2 separate regions of the Homo sapiens genome follow, and region 2 is linked to region 1. Evidence: chromatin contacts called from ENCODE Hi-C or POLR2A ChIA-PET data. All regions are on one chromosome and are shown on one strand. The core of a region is the stretch at or near the end of the contact, and the rest is flanking DNA. Distances in the headings are between cores, read along the strand shown. Region 1 holds the start of MRPS23 (mitochondrial ribosomal protein S23). Region 2 holds the start of HSF5 (heat shock transcription factor 5).

Region 1 (7,461 bases), core at 3,566-6,065:
TGTCTCAGCCTCATGAGTAGCTAGCACTACCAGCTTGTGCCACTGCACTGGCTAACTTTTTTCTTTCTCTTCTTTTCTTCTTCTTTTTTTTTTTTTTTTTTTTTTTTTTTTTGTAGAGACAAGGTCTCGCTATGTTGGCCAGGCTAGTCTCAAACTCCTGGCCTCAAGTCATCCTCCCGCCTTGGCCTCCCAAAGTGCTGGGATTACAGACATGATCCTCCACAGCTGGCCTGACATAATTCTTAAACTGTGTATTGAATATACTGTATTGCTTTCCTCCCTTTAAAGCTAATTGCTCCCTGATTTTAGCTGTCATAGGTGAGTAGCAGCATTCATGATTTCATCAGTGTGCTGGGAGTTTCACTTACCAAAGCTGTTCCACTACTGGGGATGATGCTCTTCCTCATTTTGTCTGACAAATTCCCACACAATATTTATTTATTTATTTTTGAGACGGAGTCTTGCTCTGTTACTCAGGGTGGAGTGCAGTGGTGCAATCTCAGCTCACTGCAACCTCCGCTTCCTGGGTTCAAGTGATTCTCCTGCCTCAGCCTCCCAAGTAGCTGGGATTACAGGTGTGTGCCATGACACCCGCCTAATTTTTTTTATTTTTTATTTTTTATTTTATTTTTAGTAGAGACGAGGTTTCGCCATGTTGGCCAGGCTGGTCTCGAACTCCTGACCTCAAGTGGTCCACCCGCCTTGGCCTCCCAAAGTGTTGGGATTACAGGCATGAGCCATCACGCCTGACCTCCACGCACTATTTAAATACGGGCATTGTCACAAAGATGTGGGCAGAGTGATGGGAAGCCACAAGGGATGGCCTAGACCCCGTGGCTAATAACAGAGGGGTACAGCTTGCCAACTACGTCTAGGCTTGAAGGAGCAGGAGAGGGACGGTGGCTGGAACCTGGTGAGAGAGCTGTGATTTTATGTTCTAGAACTTTATGTTCCAGGAGGGAGCCCGCTGGCAGTACCAACTGGAATCCAGCCAGAAGCAGAGGGCAAGGAGCTGGTGGATGCAGGCCACAGAAGCCAGCCTCCCGAGGCACAGAACAGGGCGAAGGACGGCAGAGAGTGGGTGTGGAACTGCTTGGGCAAATGGGAACTATTCAGCACTTACTGATCTATGTTAGGGGCTGAGCTGTGTCTCCCCAAAAATCATATGTTGAGGTCCTAACTCCAGTACCTCAGAATGTGACTATAATAGGAGGTAGTCTTTAAAGAGGTAATTAAGTTAAAATGAAGTCAGTAGGGTGGGCCCTAATCCAATAAGACTGGTGTCCTCATAAGAAGAGATTAGGACAAAACCTTCCCACACAGAGGAAAGACCATGTGAAGACGTGGGAGAAGAAAGCTGTCTCCAAGGCAAGGAGAAACTAGCCAAGTGCAGAATAAACTAAACTTGCAGACACCTTGATCTTGGACTTCTGGCCTCCAGAATAGGGAGAAAATAAATCTGTGTTTAAGCCACCCACTTTGTGTGCAAGTGGTGTTAGGGCAGGCCTAGCAAACTTCATACAATCAACAAGCTATTCAGCACATAACTTAATATTTATGTATTTACCTCTCTGTCTTCCCTACTGGACCGTTGGATTCTCTAAGACTCAGAATAGTCAGGTAGGTGTTTATATGCTTCTGGAACGAACGGATCATCTAACAAGAAAGTAAAACAGTAAGGCAATCTATGAAATATTATCAAAATGCTGCAGTCCAGGTGGCAATGGGTGGATGACACAGCACAACAGCAATCGTGTTGCTGTTACAGCCATCAGGCTTGTTGCTGCTCACAGGCACTCACTATGTCCCAGGTGCCGTGATTAGTGCTTTACATGAATGATCTCTTTTACTTTTGCAACAAGCCACGAAGATAGTTGACACTGCCATCCAGATTATTATTATTATTATTATTATTATTATTATTATTATTTGAGACAGGGTCTTGGCTCTGTTGACCAGGCTGGAGTGCAGTGGTGTGATCATGGCTCACTGCAGCCTTGAACTCCTGGGCTCAGGCCATCCTCCCACCTCAGTCCCCTGAGTAGCTGGGATTACAGGCATGCACCACCACACCTGGCTAATTTTGCCCAGGCTGGTTTTGATCTCCTGGCTTAAGCAATCCTCCCACACTGGCCTCCCAAAATGTTGGGATTACAAGCATGAGCCACTGAGCCCAGCTCCACATTTTAACAGTTGGAGAAACAGAGGCTCGAAAAGTTACATAACTTGCTCAGAGTGAAGCAATTAGTGGGCACGTCTACAATGAGACAGTGGGATTAATATGAGGCCGAGTGGTGTTGTAGGAACATGGCCTTTGGGAGTTTACAAGCACCACTTCCTTATCTGTAAGATTAGCAGGACATTACCTATGTCAGCAGGTGGTTGAACAACTGAATGAGACACTTGAGGTTCCTTGGTACCTCCCGCGGCACAGTGGTGCGTGGTGTAAGTGCCCCAGGCCCTCACAGCCTTGGGCGGCTGTGGTCCCCACTCAAGAAGACAGCCTCAAATGTCCATTCTGCCTGCCCCCTGCTGCCCGACAGCTTGCTCCTGTATTATGAATGAATGTTTCTTGGGTGTGTACTTCTTGTGTAGCCTCAGAAGGCTGTTATCCCCAAAGTACCCCCAAGTCTGCCCACCAATATTCTGCTCTCAGTCACAGAAGCAGGCTGGAAAGGGAAACTTCAAAGGCTTGGAAGAGGAAGGGACCACCCCAAGATTAGCGAGAACATTTCTGCCTTGCAGTTCTTCCCCTATTGAGGGTTTGCGTCTTTGGTTCCCCTCCTTGATCTTGGAATAAACCCTTTAACTCTTTAGCTGCAGTGACTGCACTAACCTACAGTAGCAGTTCCTGGTGGGAGAAGAGAAGTGTGCCTGTAATCTGGGCTGGCAGATAGTGCTTGCTGGCTGGGACAGAATTAGAAAGTTGTTATGAGGCCTGGGAAGACTATATTTAGCTGGGAGCATGTTTACTCTCCCCAGAGCAAGGTCTTTTAGACCTCCTGAGGGCTGGGATACTAGAGCCTTTACACCTGGCCTGGGGCCAGAGCTGTGCTCTCTCTTCTCTGTTCCAGAGGGTCTGGAGGCAGCAGTGAAATCCACCTCAGGTTAGCCCTGGGCCTCAAATCACTGGATCCCTGGCGTGCGTGTGTGTGTGTGTGTGTGTGTGTGTGTGTGTGTGTGTTGTGGGGGGGGCGGGTGGGGAGCGGCGTTCTGCTGGACTCTTGAGCCTACCAGCCTCGAGCTTTAGGCATAGCTTAGGCGGCATTGTGAGGCACTGGAAAGGGCCCTGGCTGCCCCACCCCCCCAAGGCTGGCTCTATCAGTTGCTTATCAGACAAGTTATGTAACTTCCTGAGGCCTTGCTTTCTCATCTATAATGAGGATGTTAATAGCTACCTTATGGGAAGGTATGTGGATTCAGTAAGATAACACACACAAGCAGTAACTACTCATCAAACAGTCCCGTCCTCCCCTTCACCAGCCTCAGAGTGGGAGGACTCTAGGATGACTTGACTAGGCTCCCAGGAGACATTGTGTGTGATTCAAAACATTCATTGGATTAAAAGTTCAAATATGAATACAATCTCTTTACAAGTCAAACTCTGAAGCATGTGTAAAGGAAGAAAAAATTCTCCCTTGCCTGCCTGCAGTTTCACTCCGAGATATCCAATGTTCACAGCCTTGGGTGTCCTTCTGCAGAATTTCTATCCTCAAACACAAACATATATAGAGGTGTTTCTTTTTCCTTTTTTTTTTCTAACACGTTGAGATTCCACTAAACATGTTTCTTTGCAACTTCGTTTTTCATTTAAACATAAGTCATGTACCTTAACCTTGGTAAATACATGTGGATCTAGCTCATTCATTTTAATAGCTGCATAGGGTTCCAAAGAAAGTATGAACAATAATTTTCCAGCTATTTCTCATCTGATGGATTTTTTTTCCCACTACAAACAATGCTGCAACGATGATCCTTGCACAAACATCCTCATGAATTGATGCTTTAATTTCTAAGGGGTTCTTTCCCCGAAATATGATTACTGGGTCAAAGGGTATGCTACACACAGTTTATATTTTTTTACAGTTTAACACTGAGAGATGACTTTCTCCAGATTTTTTCGTTTCCCTCTCGGCGTCTGTTTGTTCCGGACACTTTCACTTTTCGAGTTCCAAGGAGGAGGTAGCCCGCGACACCGGCCGCGGGAAACACGAGTTGCAGCCAGCATCCTAGTTAGCGTGGATGCAGGTGGCACTCCGGGGACGAGGGGCTTAGTGGGGAGCACTACACAGCCAGAGGCGGAGGCCCGAGATCTAGCACGACGCTGGGCAAGTGACGGCCCCTCCCCGGCCTTGGTTTTCTTCTGCGTAGTCTGTGACTCTAAACAACATTAGGCTCAGCCTGGGCCTAGAGCTGGTGACCTCAAATCTCGGCCTTTGTTGGCTCCCCTAGGACTGTAGGCTGCGCTTCACCCCTGCTCTGCCCCACTACTTCTCCTCCGCGCGGCCCCACCTTTTCAGAGGAGTTGGCTCAACAAGGCGAGAGAGAGTAAAGCAACCATCATGATGAATCCCTCCCACAGCTCGGTCATTTATTACTTCTGTCCGGCTTTGGCTCGCTCCTGCCCTTTTGGCTCGGCTATCGAGTGCTCCTGCCTGAACCTGGCAAGTAACCTCGGAGCGCGCCCGTTCGGCCTATCACTTGCTTCTGCCTGCGCCGCTCTCCCGCAGGGGCTGCGGTGAAAGCCCAGCGATCCTTGGCTCGGCCAGCAACTTATGCGCCCTTTACCTGGAGCAGCCGCTTCCGGTTCCGGTAGCAGCTAGTCACGCTCGGTACCAGGCGCAGATCATGGCAGGCAGCCGGCTGGAAACCGTAGGGAGCATCTTCTCTCGGTGTGTGCTCCCAGCCGTGGTGGGCTGAGGGTGCCTCCCCCAGGCTGGGGTTCTCAGCCGGTCACGCTCTTCCTTGGAGCGGACCTGAGCAGGGCGAGGCGTATTGCAGGGTGCGGGGGCTGAGCTGGGTGAGGCCCTCTCATGTTTTCTCCTGGCTCCGAATAGTTGTGCCTGAGGATGCCTCTCCTTGAATTTATGTGTCATGTTAAAGATTATTGCAGCTGCCTCTCCCCGAGTGGAGGTCTCTAGGAAGAGGAAGGGAGGAAGAGCCTGATGGGCCTTCCTTATCAGGTCATGCAAGACCGCTCTTTGCATTTTTCCGTGACCGAACGTGGGTGGGACGCACAAAAGAAGATAGAGGGATTTAACTCTCCTGAGCGTTGTTAAGTTTGGTTTGGGATGTGGACAGATCTTCTCTGTAGGTGGGGAGCAGTCCTTCCCCGTTCTGTGTTGCAGACCGCATAATACCTTTAATGTCCCAAACTGTGCTAGACTGATTCAGGGGCTTTGGCAGGCTACTGCAAGTGACCCAGTTTCGTTCTGTTCCCTCCCTAAGGACTCGGGACCTGGTTCGGGCCGGGGTGCTGAAGGAGAAGCCCCTGTGGTTTGACGTATATGACGCCTTTCCCCCGCTGAGGGAGCCCGTCTTCCAAAGGCCTCGAGTGCGATATGGCAAAGCCAAAGCTCCCATCCAAGACATCTGGTACCACGAGGATCGGATTAGAGCGTGAGTGCTCAGCCCTGTAGTGGACAGGAGGCAACAGAACTTCAGAAGGGAAGGTTTCGGTAGCAGTCTGGGAATTCAAACATGAAATTGAGTCAGGGGTTTGCCCTGTGGAGAAGGCTTATCTAGCCAAATTAGGGAGGCAGCACCCCTTCCTCATAGTGAAACTGAAGTTCTGAAAAGTGGAATCTGGAGCCCAGCAACCGAAAGATCATTGCAATTATAGCCGCATGTTTCTGGGCATCTGCTTTGGGCCAGGCACTGTACTAAGCTCTTTGCAAGCATTATCTCATTCTCTAAAGGCCTTACTCTAACTTGTAAGGAAGGCATTCTTGTTTCCATTTTATTCAAGGAGACTGCGAAGCTCAAGGAAATTAGCTAACTTCTTGTAATTACTAAATATATAGGAGGGTGGCAGATCTGGGAATCACATCTCTGACTCCAAGCTTATGGTGATCATTATGCCGGCCTTCTCCACGAGTGGAGATAGGAGGAACGTGGTCTGTGGATCTAGTAGTCCGGCTCTTTGAAGCCACTCAGATGAAAGGATGCTTGAAAGTCTAAGAGAGGCCGGGTGCGGTGGCTCACGCCTGTAATCCCAACACTTTGGGAGGCCAAGGCGGGCGGATCACCTGAAGTCAGGAGTTCGAGACCAGTCAGACCAACATGGTGAAACCCCGTCTCTACTAAAAATACAAAAATTAGCCGGGCATGGTGGTGGGTGCTTGTAGTCCCAGCTACTCGGAAGGCTGAGACAGGAGAATTGCTTGAACCTGGGAGGTGGAGGTTGCAGTGAGCCGAGATCCCACCACTGCACTCCAGCCTGGGCGACAGAGAGAGACAATCACTAGGAATTTGAAGGAAAATCATGTGTTCTTTATTTTTTTTTAGCATCCCTTTTCTCTTTTTTTTTCTTTTTCTTAAGCTCAGTGGCAAGAATACTTCCTCTTTTATTATAAAAGCAACACATGCTACTTGTAGAAAATTTAGATACACAAAGAAAGCATAAAAAGAAATCACAGGCTGGATGTGGTGGCTTGTGCCTGTAATCCTAGTGCTTTGGGAGGCATAAGGGAGGATAGCTTGTGCCCAGGAGTTTGAGACCACCCTGGGCAACATAGCAGGACTTGTCTCTACCAAAAAAAAAGTAGTTGTCTTAGTTTACACTCTGATTAGCAGTTTCTGAGAGTTCTTACTTTATCCTTGTCAGTATTGATAATGATTATTTAAGAATTTTTTTTTTCTGGGCCAGGCACGGTGGCCCACGCCTGTAATCCTGGCACTTTGGGAGGCTGAGGTGGGCAGATTGCCTGAGCTCAGGAGTTCGAGACCACCTTGGGCAATATGGTGAAACCCTGTCTTGACTAAAATACCAAAAATTAGCCGGGCTTGGTGGTGGGCACCTGTAGTCCCAGCTACTTTGGATGCTGAGGTGGGAGAATCGCTTGAAACTAGAAGGTGGAGGTTGCAGTGAGCTGAGAGTGCACCACTGCACTCCAGCCTGGGCAACAGAGGGAGACCCTGTCTCCAAAAAAAAAAAAAGTTTTGTTTTTTTCTGATCTAAGTATTTTTTTTTTTTTCGAGATGGAGTCTCACTCTGTCTCCCAGGCTGGAGTGCAGTGGCGCAATCTCGGCTCACTGCAAACTCTGCCTTCCGGGTTCATGCCATTCTCCTGCCTCAGCCTCCTGAGTAGCTGGGACTACAGGCGCCCACCACCACAGCTGGCTAATTTTTTGTATTTTTAGTAGAGACAGGGTTTCACCGTGTTAGCCAGGATGGTCTCAATCTCCTGACCTCGTGATCCGCCTGCCTCGGCCTCCCAAAGTGCTGGGATTACAGGCGTG
Region 2 (7,461 bases), core at 2,093-4,592, 640 kb before region 1:
TCATGTTACGAACACATTCAAGTCTCTCGTGCCAGGGAACTCATGAGCCAACAGCTGAAGAAACCCATTGCTACAGCTTCCAGTTGAATGCCGGGGAGAAACCTGTCCAATTTTAGCAGGTTTGAAGGGAGGATCTTCTTCAGTTGTAGTTTGGAAGGTTCCTTGGTGTGGCTCATGAAATCACAGAGCTCAGAGATACCATCTTGAGAAATCCTCCTTGGTATCATGAAACTGGAGCAGAGGAATTGCAATTTAGCAGGAGGTCCTCTACTGGTGATACCCTCACCTTGGGGTAATGGTCCTAACCCAGACCCAGGGTCTGGAAGCTTAATGTTGAGTTGGTGACTCCAGCCTCTTTCTCCTGGAGGTCACAAGATGATGATTGCGTAGATGTTGCCTGGTGCAAAGTGCCCCAAACAGCAATAGAAAGGCATATGTATAACCAAACTCCAAGTGATAACCAGACCCATCTCTCCTCCACCTTGACAAAAGCAGATTATAGTATACAAGGTAGGAATTCCTGTCCTATTTGAGATGAACTATATCCTGTACCTCTGTGCTCTGTGTCTGCATGAAGGCTCAGCCTTTAGAGGCACTCCTTCTAGTTGCATTAGTACTGTCTTTCTGTGGAGTTTGGTTTGAAGACTGGCTCAGCAAGTGGAGGTTTCAATGTATTTTTCAGTTGGCTCATCAGCCAGCATTGGTGAATATTCAGTTTAGGGGAACAGTTCTAGGGAGTGAGACATTTTTGGGAGCAGAGGAAAACTCTGCTGATGTTCGGTCCTGGCAAACATTGAGTTATTTTGAGCTGTGAAGGCAGTCGTCTCTGTTACACAGTGGCAGCTCTTGAGTTATGCACTGTGAAGAATGAGAAGGGAAAAGCAAAAATTATCCTTGTGAAATATCTGCTGATTGTGCCCTACTCTTTGCACCTGACTTTTCCTAGTTGTCCTGGTGCTAACACAGGAGCTACACCTTGATCCTCTCCTGGCATGAAAATAAAACAAAGGTTTTCGTTGTTGTTGTTCCATTGCCCATTTCCCCCATGTTGTCTTTCCCTTGGCTGATGCCTCCTCTGGGTCACATTGCTTCTTATCCTGAACACTTGACACCTTGAGGGTAGAATTTAGCGTTTGGTTTTTACCTCCTAGCATATGCTGTTTGGTATGTGAGGGTTTCAGTACAAATGCTGCTGTCTATTTCTGTGCACTTAACAATGGAACCCAAACAGAAGAGAATAAAGCCTTGATACCAAAATTGGGAAAGAACATGTGTCCATTTGGACCAAACGTTGTTGGTTTTTAAAAAATTTTATTTTGTTTTTTTGTTTTTGTTTTTGTTTTTTTTCATCTTAATATGTACCAGTGGCACTTAACCAAAAGATACAGTGATATAGCCATGTACTGTGGGTGGGACAGATACAGTCTCCTTGGCCTATAATGAAACCACTAGGACTTTATACAGTTTTCCTTAATTTGTTGACATATAAATGGTAAATTATATTTAGGCTTATCCTGTTTTGAAATGATGGTAGTCATCTTTCTTACTGCTACTTTCATGTTGCTTTCTAGAAAACAGCATTTCATTCCAAAATAACTAGGATCTGCATTTAGAACAAGAATCATTATTTGTCCTGACCTTTTCAGTCCTACAGAGACGCATCTGTGGTTCTTTTGTACTTGCCATAGATGTAACCTAAAAAGTTTTGGCATATTTAGGTCAGCCTAGCGGAACTTTTTTTTTCATTTAAATGGAGCTGAATAATGGAGATTTTGTGTCTGCAAAATTCCTGAGATCATTGAAAAAGTAACAAGCTGTTCCTTGTTTCTGATACATAAAATTATTTTAAGCATTTTATCAATCATTAAAATTTACTGCCAGTTGTGAGTGGCTTTTTAATTAACTTGTCTTTCATTGCACTTCACTCTGCCTGTTTTCAAGGGGAGTAAGATTGGTAACATTTGGGGAGACTGTATCTGTCTACTTAGCGTGGCTGTTTTGAGGGACTGTCCCATCAGTGAACAAACTGCATGGCCTTGGAGAGAGACTCTGGGCTCTTGGCTCAGATGTGTTCATCAAATACTCCTTTCAGAGCTGTTGTGGGTGTAAGTGACATGATGTGGCCAAAAATCCAAACTGTGCAGTTGCGTTGTGACAAACATGCAATGTGCTGTAAAAATTCAATACAGTTTAAATAAAATCTCTATATTAGTGCTGCTTTGTTGGGTCGTTTTATTTTCATTTCTAAAAAAACTTAATATTCACTTATTCTTTGACCATGAGAAGAGTAGAACATTGTACCCCTTTCTCCCAGCAATTTCCAATTTATTTATTTTGAGATGGAGTCTCCCTCTGTTCCCCAGGCTGGAGTGCAGTGGTGCGATCTCGGCTCACTGCAACCTCCGCCTTCTGGGTTCAAGCGATTCTCCTGCCTCAGCCTCCTGAACAGTTGGGACTACAGGTATGCTACCACGCTGGCTAATTTTTGTATTTTTAGTAGAGACAGGGTTTGACCATGTTGGCCAGGCTGGTCTCGAACTCCTGGGTTCAAGCAGTCCACCCAGCTCGGCCTCCCGAAGTGTTAGGATTACAGACATGAGCCACTGCGCCCGGCCAATTTCCGTTTTCAAATGAACCTCTCTTTTTGAATCAGCACAGCTCTTGTTACATTCTTATTTATTGATTGGCTAGGGATCGATTCTTATGGATACCGTAGAATTCTGTCCCATCTTTATTTCTCTTTAATGTCTAAAATGCCACCAGCTAGTTGGGCAGGCACACAAGATAGTACTTAGATTCTTGTGATTCCCTCCTCCTAGGGACCTCAGTTTTCATCTAACCTTGAGTAAATTGTCTTGAACAAATACTGACTTAAAAGAGTGTATCTTAAAAGATACAAAGGGCTACTATCTAAAAGGTGAGTTCGTTTACTCAAGATATTATACCTCCAGTAGCATCATTTTTGTTTGAGAGGTAAGCAGTTCCACTGTTAGCAAAGATTACAGACCAGACCCTTTGGTCCCCAGAACGACCAACTCTGCTGCCTAACGCACACTTTCTCTGCATTCCAAGTCTCCACTAGTTGGCTGGGCCGAAACACACGCCTCTTGGTATTCCACGGTGGATAACTGGGCTTCTCTCTTGTCAGGACTTAGAACACCCCGGCAGACAGCCTTCCCGGCCTGAAGTCTGGGAACGCCTGGGGAAGGGGCTCCTGCCCGGGTCCCGCAGGCGTCCGGCGGGCCGAGCTGGGGCACGCGGCCGCCGAGGGGGAGGTGCCCACGCCGCGTGGCGGGAACTCGAGGCCCCATTGGCCGCGCTGGGAGGCGCCGCGGGGCCTCGTGCGCCAACGGTCCCTGGTACGCGGCGGATGGGCGCCGGCAGGAGCGGGCAGGGCGAGGCGAAGGCCGGGGAGGGATCGAGAACGGTGTGGGAGAGCTAGGCTCGGGGGGCGAGGCCCCGGCCCGGCGGGGCGATGGAGGCGCTGCTCTCCACCCCCATCAACCCCAACAACTTCCCCGCCAAGCTGTGGCGCCTGGTGAACAGCCCGCGCTACCGCTCCATCCGCTGGGACGGCCGCGGCGAGGGGCTGCTTATCGATCAGCCGCTCTTCGAGGCCGAGCTGCTCAGCCCGCCCGGGCCGGGGGGCGGTGGCGGGACTGCGGGGGCCGGGGCCGAGCCCGAGCTCTTCAAAACCACCAGCTTCACCAGCTTCATCCGCCAGCTCAACCTCTACGGCTTCCGCAAGGTGGTGCTGGGCGGGCCGGGGGGCGGCAAACCGGCAGGCAATGGGCCGCTCCATCACTTCCACAACCCGCACTTCCGCCGCGACCAGCCACAGCTGCTCGTGCACCTCAAGCGCCTCACCAGCGCCAACAAGGCCAAGCTGGCGGCCGGCCTGGAGGTGCCCTGCCGCCCGCCCAACCGCTTCCAGCGGCTGCTCATCACCTCGGCCTCCGCCGCCACCGCGCCACTGCAGCACCAGCAGCCGCCGCCGCCCGCGGGGCCCCGGCCCGAGCCGCACGGTGAGTCCGGACTGCCCGTGCCCTCGCCCACAGTGGGCACATGGGCGGCGGGGAGCAACCGCCGCTGGAGGGCGCATTTTCGCACGTCCTCACGCTATGGGCGTCGGAAAGGCGCCGGGGACCCATTGGCCGCTGTGCTTCCCGAGACTGGCGGTCCCGCCACCGCCGCCGTTCTCAGCGGCACCAGCACGGTGGCCACCGGCCCTCCCCTGGAGGGTCCGTAAGCATTCGGCCCCTTCTGAGCCCACTGGCAGCAAAAGGGACCTCCGCCTCTTAGGCTCCCTTCTACTCGTCCCCGGTTTGAACCCCAGGAGTTTACCTGGTTGTAAGCCTCCGTTTACCTTCCTGAGACCCACACTGTCCACTGTAAACATGTGGACTCAGTAGTCCTTCGTTGAAACATTGGGTCTGGAAGAAACAAAAGGGGCTCCTTTGCTCCCGTGGGAAGCAGAGTGGAGTCACCCTACGGGTTAAGGCGGGATGGAACAAAATCGTAGTCAAGAGAATTTAGAACATTACGGTTGGGCGTGGTGGCTCACGCCTGTAATCCCAGCACTTTGGGAGGCCGAGGCGGGTGCATCACGAGGTTAGGAGTTTGAGACCGGCCTAACCAACAGGGTGAAACCTCGTCTCTACTAAAAATACAAAAATTAGCCAGGCATGGTGGTGCACGCCTGTAATCCCAGCTACTTAGGAGACTGAGGCAGGAGAATCGCTTGAACCCAGGAGGCAGAGGTTGCAGTAAGCCGAGATAGTGCCACTGCACTCCAGTCTGAGCAACAGAGCGAGACTCGGTCTCAAAAAAAAAAAAAAAAAAAAAAAGAGAGAACTTAGAACATTACAATAGCAGGCAAGGGAAAGTTTTGGAAAAGGTGCCTGCAGTGGAAATTTGTCCTTGAAGAGGGCTGCCACCTTCCACCTATTGGCACATCTAAGAAATCTTAGAAGTGCTACGACAATCATCAGATTTAAGGTTCTGGTTAATGTGTAGAATGGTAGACGTTGTTTATATACCTTAAGAGCAAAAATACAACGATACATCGTGGCTTACAAGATATAGTTCCTATGTAGAATGAATTGGCTACACATTTCTTTCATTGAAGCAAATTAGAGCTTGATGCTTCCTTAAAGGGGTATGATTAGACAAACATAAGGCAAAGATGGTTTTCTTTACAGCTGTCAAGTTTTAGTTAAAAAAGAATTTTAGAAAGCTCACATTTACAGCCTTTGGAGTTTTCACTATTGGCTACAATCTTTCAGTATTGAAAAAACTTTTTGGTATACATCTGTATTTAGTAAAAGTTAAGAAACCCTCTGTGATAGTGGATTATTTATTTTTTATTATTTGTTTATTTTTTTGAGACGGAGTTTCGCTCTTGTCACCCAGGCTGGAGTGCAATGGCGCGATCTCGGCTCACCACAACCTCCGCCTCTCGGGTTCAAGCAATTCTCATTCCTTAGCCTCCTGAGTAGCTGGGAATACAGGCGCGTGCCACCATGCCCGGCTAATTTTTATATTTTTTAGTAGAGACGAGGTTTCACCAGGTTGGCCAGGCTGGTCTCGAACTCCTGACCTCAGGTGATCCGCCAGCCTTGGCCTCCCAAAGTGCTGGGATTACAGGCCTGAGCCACTGCGCCCTGCCTATTTTACTTTTTGAGATTAAGTCTCACTGTGTTGCCCAGGCTGGCGTGCAATGGCAAGATCTCCGCTCACTGCAACCTCTGCCTCCCGGGTTCAAGTGATTCTTCTGCCTCAGCCTCCAGAGTAGCTAGGATTTTACAGGTGCCTGCCACCACACCTCGCTAATTTTTGTATTGTTAGTAGAGATGGGGTTTCACCATGTTGGCCAGGCTGGTTTTGAACTCCTGACCTCAGGTGATCCGCCCATCTTGGCCTCCCAATGTGCTGGGATTACAGGTGTGAGCCACTTCACATGGCCAAATTATTTTATAGACTTGATTTTTTTTTTTTTTTTTTGAGATAGGGTTTCACTCTGTCCCCCAGGCTGGAGTGCAGTGGCAAGATCTTGGCTCACTGCAACCTCCACCTCCCGGGCTCAAGGGATCCTCCCACCTCAGCCTCCCGAGTAGCTGGGACTACAGGCGTGGCCACCACACCCAGCTAATTTTTTGTATTTTTGGTGGATACAGGGTTTCACTCTGTTGCCCAGGCTGGTCTGGAACTCCTGGGCTCAAGTGATCTGCCCACCTTGGCCTCTGGAAGTGCTGGGATTACAGGCGTGAGCCACCACTGCGCCAGGCCTGTAGACTTGATTTTTGATGCTCTTCCCCCTCTTCCAGGAAGGCAAGGGTGGCAATATTCCATTTCTCTGTTTAAAGAGTCCATGATATGAAGCAGTATACCAAGAAACCAACAGGGTGTAATCATTCATTCATTCTTCACCTTCAGCTAGGAGAGTAAATAAAAACATTTTCAGCATGTTAACATGGATTTACTATAAAGAAATCTGGGGCCGGGCGTGGTGGCTCACGCCTGTAATCCCAGCACTTTGGGAGGCCCAGGCAGGCGGATCACAAGGTCAAGAGATCGAGACCATCCTGGCCAACATGGTGAAACCCTGTCTCTATTAAAAATATAAAAATTAGCTGGGCGTGGTGGCGGGTGCCTGTAGTCCCAGCTACTCGGGAGGCTGAGGCAGGAGCATCACTTGAACCTGGGAGGTGGAGGTTGCAGTGAGCCGAGATCACACCATTGCACTCCAGCCTGGGCGACAGAGTGAGACGCTGTCTCAAAAAAAAAAAAAAAAAAAAAAAAAAATCTGGGTTATTTTTGAGTTAATGGAAAAGTTTAAATGTACAAATAAAATAACACTATGTTCAACTTAACCTTCGCCCAGGGTTATGAATGACAACAGTACTTGGTTCATTTGGAATTTAGAAGATAAGGAACTAGGTTATGTGACCACTGTGGAGTTTAGAAGATAAGGGATTAGGTTAAAGTTCCAACAGTAAGTTGAAAAAGCAGCAGTGGCATAAGAATGTCCTAAAGGAATATTAGGCCACTTCCATGTGATGGCCATTGATTTTGGTAGGGAATGATAGGGGGCAAGGCAATGGAGACAATACCATGGCATACATTTGGCAGAATCTCTGACATGGATTTTTTTTTTTTCAGGTTGCATGTCTGGTGGGTATAAGGAGAAAAGACTAGAAAATATGTTTTTGGGAGAAATGGGATAACCACTTCAAACAAAGAAACATCCATGCATACACACACACATAAAAACCAACACTTGCTCTTTTCTCTTCTCTGACCTTTTACCCTCAACTATCTTAAACTCAGTTGTATTTTAAGGATAGAGTCCATTTTAATTGAAGAAATTCAGGGCCATCTGGCATCTGATTTTATTCACTTATACTTCAGTTGGTCAGCATTTAAAGATTACTGTTTGTTGAAAAACATAAATTCATGGTT

Evidence for each region. A loop is a pair of places that touch in the nucleus more often than their neighbours do. ChIA-PET counts read pairs that join two places held with the same protein, here RNA polymerase II (POLR2A). Pooled maps may share reads with other maps.
Region 2: a pooled map shows a loop between it and region 1 (3-fold over the local background). The contact joins the promoter of HSF5 here to the promoter of MRPS23 in region 1. A Hi-C loop is called at or near these places in 1 of 50 pooled maps. POLR2A ChIA-PET finds 5 or more read pairs at or near these places in 2 of 52 experiments (CD8-positive, alpha-beta T cell and GM12878).

Annotation. Positions count from the first base shown.
Region 1 is chr17:57,847,398-57,854,858 of GRCh38, reverse strand. It overlaps MRPS23 (mitochondrial ribosomal protein S23), which reads left to right and starts at 4,815. Exons shown (of 5, transcript NM_016070.4): 1 at 4,815-4,892; 2 at 5,449-5,619. The coding sequence starts at 4,849. RefSeq lists enhancers at 4,320-4,829, 4,505-4,834.
Region 2 is chr17:58,484,289-58,491,749 of GRCh38, reverse strand. HSF5 (heat shock transcription factor 5) reads left to right here and starts at 3,342. Exons shown (of 6, transcript NM_001080439.3): 1 at 3,342-4,025. The coding sequence starts at 3,476. It overlaps MTMR4 (myotubularin related protein 4), which reads left to right. Exons shown (of 18, transcript NM_001378067.1): 18 at 1-2,213. The coding sequence ends at 87. RefSeq lists silencers at 3,631-3,680, 3,941-4,060.